2 separate regions of the Homo sapiens genome follow, and region 2 is linked to region 1. A link is a contact called in ENCODE Hi-C or POLR2A ChIA-PET data. All regions are on one chromosome and are shown on one strand. Each heading gives the region's core, a stretch centred on a gene start or an enhancer-like site at or near the end of the contact. The rest is flanking DNA. Distances are from core to core; before and after follow the strand shown.

What was found. Hi-C counts contacts between places; a loop is a spot of excess contacts on that map. ChIA-PET counts read pairs that join two places held with the same protein, here RNA polymerase II (POLR2A). Pooled maps may share reads with other maps.
Region 2: a map of OCI-LY7 shows a loop between it and region 1 (8-fold over the local background). The contact joins the promoter of VPS13A here to the promoter of PSAT1 in region 1. A Hi-C loop is called at or near these places in 8 of 168 maps with a recorded cell type or tissue (B cell, CD4-positive, alpha-beta T cell, CD4-positive, alpha-beta memory T cell and 4 more), 5 of 37 single-sample maps with no recorded cell type and 17 of 50 pooled maps. POLR2A ChIA-PET finds 5 or more read pairs at or near these places in 2 of 52 experiments (CD4-positive, alpha-beta T cell and activated naive CD4-positive, alpha-beta T cell).

The regions. Positions count from the first base shown.
Region 1 is chr9:78,292,162-78,300,024 of GRCh38, reverse strand. PSAT1 (phosphoserine aminotransferase 1) reads right to left here and starts at 2,900. Exons shown (of 9, transcript NM_058179.4): 1 at 2,755-2,900. The coding sequence starts at 2,814. RefSeq lists a silencer at 2,295-2,534 and enhancers at 2,487-3,070, 3,071-3,654, 3,545-3,814.
Region 2 is chr9:77,174,292-77,182,154 of GRCh38, reverse strand. It overlaps VPS13A (vacuolar protein sorting 13 homolog A), which reads right to left and starts at 4,621. Exons shown (of 72, transcript NM_033305.3): 1 at 4,351-4,621. The coding sequence starts at 4,450. It overlaps VPS13A-AS1 (VPS13A antisense RNA 1), which reads left to right and starts at 4,238. Exons shown (of 2, transcript NR_026668.2): 1 at 4,238-4,528; 2 at 5,249-5,399. RefSeq lists silencers at 3,456-3,625, 4,608-4,902, 4,664-4,993 and an enhancer at 4,608-4,902.

The sequences.
Region 1 (7,863 bases), core at 1,651-4,150:
ATTCCCTTAATAAAAAATAAAGAGAAAAAGAAAAGCTTTAAAAATGAACACAAAATAAGTGCAAAAGCAACCAGCCAGAGAAGGTCTACAGATAGGAGGCACCTTTTTTTTTAAGATGCTTGCTAAGGAGGGCATCATTAAAACACAGCTATAACCTAAACTGGATTGCAACTTGTCTCAAAAAACAGTATTTTAACAATAAAGAATTAGACAAGGCCGGGCGTGGTGGCTCACGCCTGTAATCCCAGCACTTTGGGAGGCCAAGGCGGGCAGATCATGAGGTCAAGAGATTGAGACCATCTTGGCCAACATGGTGAAACCCCGTCTCTACTAAAAATACAAAAATTAGCTGGGCTTGGTGGTGGGTGCCTGTAATCCCAGTTACTCAGGAGGCGGAGGCAGAAGAATCGCTGGAACCCGGGAGGCGGAGGTTTCAGTGAGCCGAGACCAAGCGACTGCACTCCAGCCTCGTGACAGAGCTTGACTTCTCTCAAAAAAAAAAAAAAAAAAGAATTAGATTAAAAAAAAGACTGCCTTGACGACTGGGTCTAAGAATGTGTTATTGTTTTCTGAAATGTTGGATGCTTGTTAGCACCAGCTGATCAAATAAAATAGAGTGAATCTTTTCTTTTAGTAAAGAGAAACATTCATCTGTGAATAATCTTTGAACTTGCTCCTGAGACTGTATCTTTCTTATAGACAGCATTCATTGAAAATAGTTCTATAAAAGTTTATAACCAAAATAATTACAAACAGTTTTAAAGACTCCTACTGAAAAATCACACCTCCCTAATCCAGTAGGTTTTTTTTTTTCCAGTTGAAGAATGCATTGCTTTTGTGGATCATAACCAATTTTTTTTTTTTTTTTTTTTTTTTTTTTGTTAAGAGACAGGGTCTTGCTCTATCACCCAGCCTGGAATGCAGTGGGACAATCACAGTTCACTACAGCCTCAAACTCCTGGGCTCAAGAGATCCTCCCACCTTAGCCTCCTGAGTTGCTTGGATTACAGGCGTGCGCCACCACACCCAGCTCACGACTAATTTTTTTAATGAAACAGAACAGACTAGAGCAGGATAGAATACAAAATAGTGTATGTCACAGGTAATTAGGCTACACATCATTTCATAAGGCATTTATTTTTGTTACAATTGAATGTGTATACTTTGTCATTTTGTAAACATGTTTTTCACTGTAGGTTACAGTCAAAAGAAGTTTGAAAGCTTCTCTAATATTTACAATTCAACTAAATCAAGGAAATACATAAAAAGCAACATCTGCCTGCCCCCTCACCCTCCTGCCCCCCAGGTTACATGCAGTCCAAGGGCAAAAATCCTCCCAGAAAAATTAATAACAAATAATTGTATTACTGATGACAATTGCCATTACAATTATAGTAATAAATTAATAACGAAATACATAGGGAACAAACGTTGGGAACACTCCAAAACATGGGGGGTGCAGGAGGAGGCTACAGGAAACATCTCCACAGCTGGAGCAGGGAATCTCGCCTAAAATGAACTGTAACCACTGAGAAAAAATAAGCCCTGTCCTCTCAGCTACTGTGAGCGCTGCCCCTAGAAAAGTAAGAAGTCCTTTCCCCTTTAAAATTGGATTCTCTGTTCTTACCACAACACAGAGGAGGCTCTGTCCCAGGGAGATTTCTACTCTGCTCAACAATTGATAATTGTAAAATACTTGGCTATGCCTCATGCTGCTCCAACATATTATCAGCTCTATCCTGGTTAGAAAAATAAAAATCTAACGGCGGCGGCAGCCGCCTGACAATGGGCTCAAGGCACATCGGAGACTTTGCCTTCTTCACTGCGGGTGGGGCTGGGGACGGTGGGTTTGGCGGGGGAGGGGAGGAGCCGGGCTGGGGCCTGGGAAGGCAGAGAGTGAGTTCCACCAGCAAGATCTGATTGTGGCCCGGGAGAGAATTCAATCACTCGGTTTACTCCAGAACGAAATGAACAGGGAATTGGGTTAAGCAGCCCAAAGTCTACCAGAGTTAGAATACTCGAACGCCTTTAGGGGACAAGCAGGTTAAAAAAAGGAGGGGGGTGGGGAGAAAGGCTTTAGGAAAGGGTAGGTTCTATGGGGGACAAGGAGGGGAAAGCTGGACTGAAGGTTTTCAAATTTACATTTCTGAAAAGCAGTGTTCCTAAGTGCTGGCTAAAGCAAACACTGGTGTAAGGCGTAGGGGGGCACGCACACGCGGACCTTTAAGTTTGCAATCCCTTTCAGCTAACGTGATCCACTGCATATGCAAAACCTGTCATCGGTTCATTCCCGTTCATCACTCATTCACACTATGTCCATTCATGCATCCGCTCCACACTGCCCGGGCTCGCCGCACAGCTGCGCGAGGCGAAGGCAGAGATCAGAGCTTTTTCTTTTTCGCCCCGCCCCAGCCCCCGGACCGGCCCAGGAGATGGCACAGCCCGGGCGTCTGCAGGTGCGTGGCACCGGCGGGACAGCAGGCCCCGGCCAGCTGAGTCGTGCACTGCCTCGCACCAGCAGTCAGGGCCAGGGGCAGCTGCACGGGCACGCCTCGCCGAGCTTCCTCACCAACTGCATTCTTCCCGAAGCCCGCTTGCCGGAGCTGCTGATCCCGCTGTGCACGCTGATGCAAAGCGCCTAGGGGACTCAAGGCAGGGAGCGGGAATCCGACTGCCACACGCAGGGATGCAAACCCACCCGCGTGCGTGCTCCCGCCTGAACCTCACTCCCGGCGCCCGCTCGCGGGGACTTACTGAGTGCGGCAGCTTGGCGGGACCAGGCCCAAAGTTGACCACCTGCCTGGGGGCGTCCATGGTGCGGCGGCCAGGGCGGTGAGTCAGCCAAGGAGGACCGAACGCGTGAACGGCTGGCGTTCCTGGCCGCTGCGGTGAGAGTCTGCAGCCGGCCCCGAACCCCCGCCTTGTTCCTGCGCCGAGTCGGCGCCCCATTGGCCCGTGCTGTCGCAGGCCCTGCGCTAATTGGTTCGCGCGAAGGAGCTCACATCCCCATTGGTCGCGCTTCTGAGCCGAGTCGAAGCAGTTGCTCCTCCTCGCGTTTACTGTTTCAACCCCCATTTTTGATCAATGCAAGGAGCGCGCGAGATTGCGCCAGCCAGCCGAGCCGGCTCGGCTGCGCGCCCGCCCGAGGATTGTGGGCGGCGGGAAGAGGCTGCCCCTGCCAACCTGCCTTCGCCCCTTGAGCCCGCAATCTGGCCGGTTCCAGTCCTCCAACCCCAGAGGACCTCAGCTCCTCTCTCTTGGCTGAAAGGGCAGTTGCCGAGCAGATTTGTAGCCCCCATCCACCCACCTCTCCACCACCAGCCCCCAGTTTGGGCTGTGATGTATTTGTTCCAGAACCACCAGTCACTAATCTACCAAACTTTTCTAAGCACCCCCCACGGGCGTCAGATACCCCAGTGGAGAGAGAGGACCCCCCCAAGGTTGGAAGCGCAGGATGAAGAAGGGCCGGGGGTGGGTGGATACGGTTCTTTGTATTTGCACGTGGGTCCTGAGTTCCTGCAGGATTAAAGAACGGAGGTGGCCAAGGACGCAGGGAGGAGCGATAGCCTGGGAAGCGTGGATGCCCGCCAGGCAAGTCCTTTAAAGTCGCTGATTCTCCATTTCCTCCTTTGGGAAACGAGTGAGCTGGAAACCTGCGACAGCTCTCAGGTTGCGCCCGCGCTGACAAGCTGTGAGTTTAGAAACGTGAGGAGATATTAACAAGAACGCGATACCCATAGGGCGCTGCAGCCCAAACCAGAAGAAGGTGGCCCCTAGCCAGGCCAGGCGCAGGGCCAGAGCTGCTCAAACTTTTCCACAGAAGTGTCCTTCTCAAAAGAACTCCAGTGGAGACCCGCATGGGGTTCTGAAACAGAATACCCTCCCCCTACCCTGCAAGAAAGAAGTTCCTTTGAAGTCTGGAATTTCATCATTTTTAAACTGTGAATTTTGCATTCTCTACCATAATTTAACCTAGTTTCTTTTAATGTAAAAATATTTTCCCTGTCTGAGTAAAATTGATGCGCCAGGAATATATACAGTCCAACTGCCCCGTTTAGAGAAGGCTTGTAACTGGACAGGACTTTGGCTTTTGTTTGCTTTTCCTAATGAGAATGTGGGCGGTATGGGGCTGAGAGCAGAGGCACTGCTCTGGATCTGGGAATTGGAGGACAAAGTTTCCAGAAAAAGGCAAAATGAACAAGGCCCCTGCGTTCCTCAGCAACTTCATTAAGAAAACCGCGACATTCAAGACAGAATAAATCTCAGCCCAGAAACTCAGGCATGCAAGAAGCATCACATATCCATTATTTTACGTAAATAACTCAGTTATTATATATTAGTAGCTGCCCCTAGCAGCTTATCTACTGGAGACTAAGGGAGTCAGCCTTCATCCTTCCTGGAGTTAGTTCCTAACACCAGGGCTATACACAGTCCCATGTAGTGGGTTGGGAGAAGGGACAGCACATCCATTTGGTCCTCTGTTCCCAAAAGATATGGCTGAGTTGTTTCCACTGCCCAAGCTGATGTGGCTGCTTGGGTTGATGAGCAACCTACTACTTCTGTATCCCACTAGGGGCACAGGAATTTGGGGTGGGGTGGCGGTGGCTATTGTCTCATCTGCTAAGACATCCCCTGCAGCCATTCCTCCCGGGGGTCCTGCAGTTTCCAAGATGGTATTTCAGGGACACAAGTCACACATACAGTCAGCCTCAGGACCCACTGACCTCTGTTTGTCTTCCTCCCGCCCCTGGGCAATCTCCTTTTCAGTCTAGAGAAAATCTGTCTTTTCCATGTTTCTTCCTCACACTGTGCCCACAAACACCTTAAACCAGAGCCACAAACTCAAATGCCTCCAGGGGCCACTCAGGGATATGAAACAAGTAGTGGGAACTGTGGCAAATTGAGTTCACCTGTCCATTTGTGGCACAGGTGCACGCGGCCACTGCACATTTATGATTCCCCCATCCATGGGATAGGGTTGATGGCAGGAAGTGGCTGCTCAAACCGGCTTCATGTTTCCCAGCTCCCTTTGCATCTAGGTGAGCCACATGACTGGGTCCCCCCAGTGGAATGTGGGCCAAGTGGATGTGTGTCACTTTCAGGCCAGGGTGGTTGAGAAATGGGTGTGCTTCTCCACTTCCTTTTTCCCATTCCACAGGCTGAAAACAAAAAACTCCCTGGCCCCTAAGGACAGTGGAGACACAGCAAAGAGGGAGCCCCAGGTCCCTGAATCACCTGCACCAGACTTGTCATATGTAAGTGAGAAATCAGCTTCTTTTGTGCTATGTCACTGAAATATGAGAGGCGATTTGTTACAGCAGCTCACATTATCCTGATTATTATGCCATCCTAAATGCAACAGCTGAAGTTCAGATCCAGCTGGTTGTTGCCAAGCAGGCAAATGAAGTTGCTTGAGCTGTCTTCACGTTTTGAAAGAAAACCCAGGAACCCAGATTTTTATGTGACATCTCATTTTTAAACATCTACAAATGTAAATTTCAGCAAAACACTGTACAGATCAATATTTTGAGGGGCAAACTCCAGCTTATCTGAGGCCTTATTGAGCCTACAGGTAACAAGCTCTCTGAAGGACTGTTTATAGTGTTCTGCCCCCAAATTTCCTCCAGTTCAACAAGGAACACCCTCAGCTAAGTGCTTGAATAAAGCAGCAGCAAAGGAGGAAACATAATTTAATCTCAAAATATTATTTTGTCCTTCTTGCCTATTTTGCACTGATCTATAAAGACAGTCCAGGCCGGGCACGGTGGCTCACGCCTGTAATCCTAGCACTTTGGGAGGCGGAAGCAGGCAGATCATGAGGTCAGGAGATCGAGACCATCCTGGCTAACACGGTGAAACCCTGTCTCTACTAAAAATACAAAAAATTAGCTGGGCATGGTGGCGGGCGCCTGTAGTCCCAGCTACTTGGGAGGCTGAGGCAGGAGAATGGCATGAACCCGGGAGGCGGAGCTTGCAGTGAGCCAAGATCGCGCCACTGCACTCTAGCCTGGGAGACAGAGTGAGACTCCATCTCAAAAAAAAAAAAAAAAAAAAAGACAGTCCAGAGGAACCCCTGCATGTGGGAGGGATCCTTCCCTCTTAGTAGATTCTCATTTAGCAAGTACAAAGAAGCTTCTTTATGAAATACATATTTCGTAAAAAGGCAGAAATTCAATTTTCACAAGTATTATTCATTGAGTACTTCTATATGTGAAAGATGCTGGGCTCTGCTGCGATTGCCAATCAGACCCAGCCATCCTGTTTAGAGAGCAGTGAGAAGAGAAGTAGGCAACATGAGCAGGGGAGAAAATCTATTTGGAATGAGACAAGATTATTTCTGCTGCCCTTTTTGTAGTTGGAGCTAAAGATCCTTTTCCCTTATCATTATTCCCAGAGAACGTGAGGAAGGGAAGCTGGGCCCAGTGGCTGACGCCTATAATCCCAGCACTTTGGGAAGCCTAGGCAGGCGGATCACTTGAGGTCCGAAGTTTGAGACCAGTCTGGCCAACATGGTGAAACCCCGTCTCTACTAAAAAAAAAAAAAAAAAAAATTAAAAATTAGCCTTGCATGGTGTCCCGCACCCGTAGTCCCAGCTACTCAGGAGGCTGAGGGAGGAGAATTGCTGCCCCCAGCTCCAGCAACCACCATTCTACTTCCTGTCTCTATGAATCCGACCACTCTAAGTACCTCTTGTATGCGGAGTCATACAGAATGATTGATCCCGGGAGGCGGAGGTTGCAATAAGCCAAGATTGCGCCACTGGACTCCAGCCTGGGTGACAGAGTGAGACCCTGTCTCAAAAACAAACAACAATTTTAAAAAGTGGGAGAGAGGCAGTAATCATAGTTTATGTAGCAAAAAGAAACCAAAAGTCAAAGTCCTATTACTTTCTTTATTCTGACCCCAACAGATAGGAAAAGATATCCATCCTACTCTCTTTACCTCAGTTTATTTCCTTGCCTACTTTGCTTCATTTTTTTATTGACAAAATATGCATAACATAAAATTTACCATTTTCAAGTGTACAGTTAAGTGGCAGTAAGTACAGTCATATTTTTGTGCAATCGTCACCACCATCCACCACCAGAACCTTTTCATCTTCCCACACTGAAACTCTGTACACATTGAACTATAACTCCCGCCACTCCCCAGCTCCAGCAACTACCCTTCTACTTCCTGTCTGTATGAATTTGACCACTCTAAGTACCACCTGTAAGTGGAATCATAAGAATTTGCCCTTTTGTGTGACTGGTTTATTTCACTTAGCATAATGTCTTCAAGGTATACCCATTGTGCTTCATTTTTTTTTTGTAGAGATAGGGGTCTCGCTATGTTGCCCAGGATGGTCTCGAATTCCTGCCCTCAAGTGATCCTCCCACCTTGGTCCAACAAAGTCCTGGGATTACAGGCATGAGCCATTGCACCTGGCCTCATTTTGCTTTATTTTTAAAGATTAGTATAGATGTTTAAAAGATCTTTAAGCTCCGCACAAGTGAAATCCCTAAAGAGGTTATTTAAGAGGCACGCTCTCTGTGGACTAGTGGGCAGAATTACACAGGGGATGCACACTGCTTCTACCTCTTACATCCTTAAAAGATTTCAAAGTGGAAAAAGCATCAGAATTTATTTAACTTTTTTTTTTTTTTTTTTTTAGAGAAAGGGGCACAACTCCTGGCACCATCTCTAACGTGTTTACACACTGGTATTTTCCACTCCCAGCCCCGCTGGCTCTGCTCATACGCGTGTGCATTTTTGGGATCAGCACTCTTCATGAGGGCTGCCTCACAGAAGGGTTCCACATGGAAGCCTGAAAACTAGCCACAGACCACTCGTTTCACCACCTGTGCAAAGTCAACACATGC
Region 2 (7,863 bases), core at 3,372-5,871, 1.1 Mb after region 1:
GTCACTGCACTCCCACCCGGGTGACAGAACGAGACTCCGTCTCAAAAAGAAAAGAAAAAGAAAAAGAAAATTGCTGGAGAAAGTTGGGAAGATAAATTTCAGATGAGTCTATGAAATATTACCACCTCTCTAACTAGATGATATATGGGAAGGGAGAATTATAAATAGAAGTGTATAAAAAGTATACCTTACCAACATCAAAATTTGCCAAGAGTCAGTCCTGGAATGAAGCTCAATTCCTTTTTCATCCCCTGTAAGACAGAGTCTTCTAGCAGTGAGTCTACTTACTGTATTGAACCCAGTACAGTAGCACTCTTCTGCTGCATTATAGTTAAACAGGTTTTTGGAAAAGTCCTCATTCATATATAAGAATGCTTCCATGGGAAAAATGCATTCTGATTTCCAAAGAATCCATCTCAGCAACAAATTTTCAGAGCACCATCCATTATTAGCAATGACTGAATACTAATTGATACTATTATAGTAACATGCTAATATTGAAATTTGCTGGATTATTTCAGAAGCCTAGCAAAAGCACACATTTACAACTACCAATAGGTCCTTCACGTTAGACCATAAAATATTATCTTAAAATTTTCCTATGCAGCATCCAGTTTCTTTTTTTTTTTTTTTTTTTTTGAGGCAGGGTCTCGCTCTGTTGGCCAGGCTAGAGGGCAATGGTGTGATCTCAGCTCACTGCAACCTATGCCTCCCAGCTTCAAGTGATTCTCCTGCCTCAGTCTCCTGAGTAGCTGGGATTACAGGCGAGCGCCACAGTACCCAGCTAATTTTTGTATCTTATTTTTTTCGTAGAGATGAGGTTTCACCACATTGGCCAGGCTGGTCTGAAGTGATCCACCCTCCCCAGTCTCCCAAAGTGCTGGGATTACAGGCATGAGCCACTATGCCTGGCCACCTAGTTTCTATTACAGAAATTTTCAAACAATGTTTTTAAAAAATCCTCCAAATTTATCAAATTACTACTTTTGAAATTCTCAAAGAATATTTTAAAAAAATACTCCAGCTATTATTTAAAGTTTCATTTATCAAAACATAACCAATTTCTATAAATAAAACACTGACATGTTATTTTATTTTATTTTGAGACAGAGTCTCGCTGTCTGTTGCCTAGGTTGGAATGCAGTGGCATGATCAGAGCTCACTGTAATCTCAAACTCCTATGCTCAAGCAATCTTCCCGCCTCAGCCTTCCAAAGTGCTGGGATTACAGGAATGAGCACCACACCTGGACAATGACTTGTTATTTTTTAAATTATTTGTTAAAGACTAAAGTTAGAGGGATCACATTACCTGATTTCTAGACTAACTACAAAGACACAGTTATCAAGACAGTGTAGTATTGGTGAAATGATAGACACACAGATTGAGACAGACTAAAGCCACACAATATTAAGTCTACTGATTTTTTTTTTACGAAATGCAAAGATAATTCAATAGAGAAAGGATCCTCTTTCTTAGCAAGTGGTGCTAAACAATTGGATATTTGCATCCACATGCAAACAAATGAACCTCAACCTTCAACACATATCACACACCTTATACAAAAAGAAATCCAAAACCTAAAACTACAAAACTTCCTTAAGAAAACACAGGAGAACATCTTTGACTTTGGGTTGGGAAAAGATTTCTTAGATATGAATACCAAAAGCCATGATTCATAAAAGAAATGTTTTATAAACTGGGCTTTTCCCAAAATCAAAAATGTATGCTCTGCAAAAGACAAAATGGGAAAAGACTGAGAAAGTATTTTCAAATTACATATCTGATGAAGAAATTGTATCCTTAATATTTAAAGAACTCTCAAAACTCAACCATAAGAAAACAAACACTCTGGAAAAAGAGTTTGGCTGTTCCTCAAAAGGTTACACAAAGTCAGCATATGACCCAGCAATTCCACTTCTAGGTATATATCCAAGAGAATTTAAAACATACATCCACAAAAAAACTTGTACATGAATGTTCAGTGGCATTATTCATAATATCCAAAAGGTGGATGTTTAGGAATAATCTAAACATCCAGCAACTGGTGAGTATAGATAAATAAATTGTGGTCTATGAATATAATGGAATATTATTCAACCCTAAGAGCAAATGAAATAGTCATACATCCTTCAACATGGAGGAACCTTGAAAATACATTAGGTTAAAGAAGCCAGAAACAAAAGGCCACATATCATATAATTCCATTTAAATGAAATGTCCAGAATTACCAAATCCATAAAGACAGAAAGATTAGTGGTTGCCAGAGGTGGAGTAGTGAGAAGGGAGGAAATTGGGAGTCACTCCTAATGGACATACGATTTAATTTTGGGGTGCTGAAATATTCCGGAATGAGAGAGTGGTGATGGTTGTACAATTTTGTGACTATACTAAAAAACACTGAATTGTACATTTTAAAAGAGTGAAATTTATGGTATATGAAATAAATCTCAAAAAAAAAAAAAAAACGTACAACCCAATTTAAAACCACTCTTAGGTATTTATCCAAGAGAAATAACAATTATGTTCACACAAACACCCGTACGTGAATGTTTATGACGGCTTTATTTATAACCTCCAAAAACTGAAATATTCTTCAACCAGCAAACAGATAAATACTTACAGTCAGGCGGGCGCAGTGGCTCACGCCTGTAATCCCAGCACTTTGGGAGGCAGAGGCAGGCGGATTACTTGAGGTCAGGAGTTTGAGACCAGCCTGGCCAACATTGCAAAACCCCCTCTCTACTAAAAATTAGCCGGGCGTGGTGGCGGGGTGAGATCAACTGCAAAGGAGCAGCTGAGAGAATTCGGGAGGCTTGATGAACCTTTTATGTGCCATTATTGTGGTGGTGCATACATGCCTCTTAGCATTTGTCAAGACAGAACTGTATCACAAGAGTGAATTTTACTGCATGTAAATTTTAAACAAATAAATAAGTTGATTAATCACACTCTAGACAAACCTCCACCCTGAATGTGGAAGCAAGACTCCACTACAGATCAAAGTTCACCTCAAGTATTCTTAAGGCTTCCTTCTGAGGTACATGGGAGACAAATTTTATTTTCACTTTGCAACTAAGAAGCAGCATAAACAGACTGCAAGTTTCTTGTACTAATCAAACAGGCTGAGCAGCTATCACTATATCCCTAGCTTTTGTAGTCCACTCACTCTCCATCATGATACTAGGTCCCCACGGTAGTAACATTCTTTAAAATCAAACTAAACTACCTGTTTACATTATCTCATAAACGAGAAGAGTCAAGGTAAGTATTTTAGAAGAAGACTGGAAGTGTGTGCACAGACAAGAATAAATTACTTTAAATATATATTTAAACACACACACTTCACACACAAAATTAACCCTCACTTTGGCCTGGGAAATTCATTTCACAAAGGAGTCTAATTTCTAGCGGGTGTTTAAAATAAACAAGCGCATAATGCAAAAACAGATGGAAACACTAAAAATGAGGCTCTCACTAAGGCAGAATACCACACTAAACGGACACAAGGAAAGCTCGGTCCTTCACCACCTAGGCAGCGTAGGGCCCTGTTCAGCCCGGTCTTTTGCAGGTCTGAGACGTTGCACCGCACGCCCTGGTTTTTCTTTAAAATTCGGCAATTCACTCTGACCCACATATCCTAAAGTCTTGAAAATGTTACACATTCCTAGGTCAGGCTGTTAACTGCAACCACACAAGCAACTGTTTGAGTTACTTTGCACTTGAGTTTCCTTTTTGTTATCCGCCGAACCCAGGCGAGAGAGAGCCGGCGTCCGGGTCCTAGGGCCGGAAGGGGGAGAGCAGAAAGCACCACGGGTGAAGCCAGGAATTGAGGCTGGGGAAGCAAGGAAGCGGGCGTCCCCGGTCACAGCGCCCTGCCTTCACGTGCGAGGCAGCATGCAACACGCGGGGGATTTCTGGGGCCTTCGTCATAAACCCAGGGGGGCAAAGGACAGGGATGGGACCCAGCCCAGGAAGGCGTCGTCTCGCCTCCTCGCCCCGCGCGGCTAAAGCCGGACCGTGCGGGGCCAGGGGTAGAGAACGGCCCCTCGCCGGGACTTGAACGCCAGACCCACGGAGCCCACGGCAAGTCCGCTCCGCTCGGAAAATATAGACCTTTTCATCCCGCACTCATGACCCTCTCCTTTCCCCCAAAATATAAACAACTCGAGGGCGGAGGCCAGGGAACTGCCGCCCGGCTTTACGTAACTTGACCCACAGGCGGGCGGCGGCAGGTGGCTGCACCCGGCGAGCAAGGTGCTCGAAGCCCCGAGAACGCAGGACGCCGCTCGGGCAGCGAGACGGCCGGGAAGCACGAGAGGCCGGGGAGCGGCGGCGGCGGCCTCCTTACCTTTCCAGATGCCCAGAGAGAGCTGGGACGTGTCCAAGTCCACCACATAGTCCCCCAAGAACCGGTTCAACACGTCCACGACCACCGACTCGAAAACCATGTTCCTCAGCCGTGGTGGGCACGGCAGCCGGCCCGTGCGCTCCTCCTCCCGCCGCCTTCCCCACGCCCCTCCCTCGAGGTAATTCGGTTCACCGGCTCCGGGGCGGCTTCAGCTGCGGCGCCCCCGCTGGCCCAACGCGCAGCCCTAGCGAGCCCAGCGAGAGACGGAGGCGGTCGCTCTCACGACGCGTGCGCAAGTCTGCGCGCGGCTGGAGGCGGAGCGCGGCGCAGACCTGGGCGCGCAGCCCTGAGAGGGAGGAAAGGCGGCTGCGCGGCCGCGGCTCTGGAGGGTGCCCTTTTCGCGCCGAGCCCGGCTCCTCTTTCCTGTCGGCCCCGCCTCCTCCCCATCGCCTGGCAACGGGACACCGGTCTGGAGCTACCGGATTTTTTCCGACCCCGCCCCCTCCTGCAGATCAGCGTCCCCAGCGGCCCCCCAGGGCGGGGCGGTTACGCCCGACGGGAACGCCCCTCCCCCTAGAAGGTGGTGGCCGCTTCCACGCGTATGACAGGGCTCGCCCCTGAGTAAGGGTGGGCGGATCCCAGCCCCGTCGCCAGAAGCTTCAAGGGGGCTGTCCCAGGGAGCATCTCCCCTCATCATTACAGGGTGGGAGGGTCCAGCCAGCCTGGGTGTCTTGGTGCCTGTAACCTCCCCGCCTGGTCCTCCGACCGCCTGGCTCTCAGGAGGAGTTAACTTCCTGCTGCGAGTCGAGGATGGAGTTACATAGTCCCTGCCCTGCATCTGAGATGAGCACCCATTTTTGGTCAAGTCATTTATACGGAGCTGTCTTTCATTCCAAAGAGTAACACGCTTCCCTGCAGATAAGAGTTGGAGTCAGCCGGTCTGGAAACTGCTGAACACCCTCCAAGAAATACTGGGAGTGCTGGACCCTTGACCCCTATGCCTCCACCGAACCACTGACCTAAAATAAATTACAATTACAGATCTTTCGACCTGTTTGGTCTTACTTAGAAGTAATCCCAAAGGCCTGAGGTCACAGAGATGCTAAATGTGAGGTTTAGAGAACTGTAATTAATCATCTGCAGGACCGAAAAAGTGTACATTGAGCGTTTTCTCTTTACACGTTAAATGAATAATGATGGATTTCTATTAATTCCTGTGTCATTTTACTACTTTTTGTGCATAGTCACCGACTTTTCAAAATTAAATGTTTAGGGTGTGCCTTTGCAAGTAGAATGCCTGACAAAAACTGTAAGTTTTTACCTGAGTTTATGAATGTTTTTCATATAATTTTATATTTGAAGGACCTTTATGAGGTCTCCAACCTCCTAGTCTTAAATATAATGAAGCTGAAGTGTTAGGGATGTGTGCAAGGTCATACAACCAATGTTCTGTGGAAGAACTGGAACTTGGCCCTTCTGATTGGCTACCACCCCACCTGCTTCTCTCTCATTCAGCTAACAGTCTGCTTCAGAATACCTGCACGGAGAAACGAATAGAGGCTAAAATGCCTAGGAAGGGGAAGAGCTCTACATAATGAGGCATTTTGCCATTGCACTATTAATAAGAAGCCAGATACACAGTAGCTGCAAAATTCCGCTGTTATATCTAGCGCTGCAAATTCAAAGTTACAAGAATTTCCAGAACTCCAAAAATCCATCTTAAGTATCTTGCAAACGTTTTCATATTAGTTTTCTACGATCTAGGAAAATTTTGTGGAAGTGAGGAAGGGGAAGGGATGTTGCTGAAAAGTTAGAGGTATAAGCATAAAGCAATGAAAAAAAATTCTGCTGAGGAAGAGTTAGAAATAAGTGGATGCATATTGTAACCGAATTCTTATCTAGTGTTAGATGTATATGAACATGCTTTGTAAATACTAAAAGACAACATTTTGCATTCAGTCTTTGCATTGCTTAATCCATCTAAGGAAGTTTGTAAGCAAAAATATATTAACATCATCATGTAAAAGGTATGCTCATTAAACCATTAAACCAAATTTCTGTTGTACCTTGAAAAATAAGCCCAATGACTACCATAAAAACTCGAGTTTCAAATTAGGAAGTATGTCAGTGTATGTTATTCTTTCTCTAGATCACAATTAAAATGCTATACTTCATTGTTTGATCAAATGGAAAAACAAAAGAGGGGGAGAGCATCTGAATGACCCCAAACTGCAATATCATCTAACTTTACAATAAATCTCTAACTTTGCAAGTAGGACTTGCAGTTTTATGTATACCTTCCATGCCACAGCTCTTCGTCTTTAAAGTTTTGGTGTACTGGTAGTAATCTTGGAATTTTTTTTTCTCCTAATCTTAATTCTTTTGTCCACAAGTAAATGTCATTGGTGGGCTGCTTGTCCTTATCATTCCCCATGGGCATTGTGGTAGCAGGCTAGATGGCCAGATAACAAAGCTGTTGAAGCAGACCACAAAGCTGTTGAAGCAGAAGATGTCCTGGAGGAACAAGTGTAGAAGATGGCCGTTTTATAGGTATGGGACTTTTACTGATCTAACTTCACAGAGCCCTGTGCTCCATCTGTTTATGCTTTAAAAATTTTAAACAATAAAAAGTTATTTGGAGCCTGGCATGGTAGCACATGCCTGTAGTCCCAGCTACTCCAAGGGTGAGAGGATCCCTTGAGCCCAGGAGTTTGGGGCTGCAGTAAACTATGATGGTGCCACTGCATTCCAGCCTGGGTGACACAGTGAAAAAAAAAAAAAAATTCTTTAGACCATGTGTTCCAATCCTTAATAAAAAGAGAAAAATTCACTGGAAGGGGAATACAAGCAAAAAGGTAAAAACCTTATAAGAATCTTACTTAAGGCCAGGCACAGTGGCTCATGCCTGTAATCCCAGCACTTTGGGAGACCGAGGCAGGTGGATCACCTGAAGTCAGGAGTTCGAGACCAACCTGGTCAACATGGCGAAACCCCGTCTCTACTAAAAATACAAAAAAAAAAAAAAATTAGCCAGGCATGGTGGCACACACCTGTAATCCCAGCTAGTCAGGAGGCTGAGGCAGGAGAATCGCTTGAACCCAGGAGGCAGAGGTTGCAGTGAGCCAAGATCACACCATTGCACTCCAGCCTGGGCAACAAGAGCAAAACTCCATCTCAGAAAAAAAAAAAAAAAGAATCTTACTTAAGCAGGGCAGGGGAAAATGTAAATTGTCACAATATTTCTAAAAGGCAGTTCCTAAACATTTACAAACTGACATAGTACATATGTGTATATATATCAGCGTACATACATATATATACGTACATGTGTATATGACGAACTCAGCAATCCCACTTCCACAGATTTACTCTAAGAAAATAATTATAAAAATCCAAAAAATTATTCCCACAAGAACTTTTTTTTTTTTTTTTTTTTTTTTTTTTTTTTTCAGAAAGAGTCTCGCTCTTGTCACCCAGGCTGGAGTGCAATGGTGCGATCTTGGCTCACTGCAC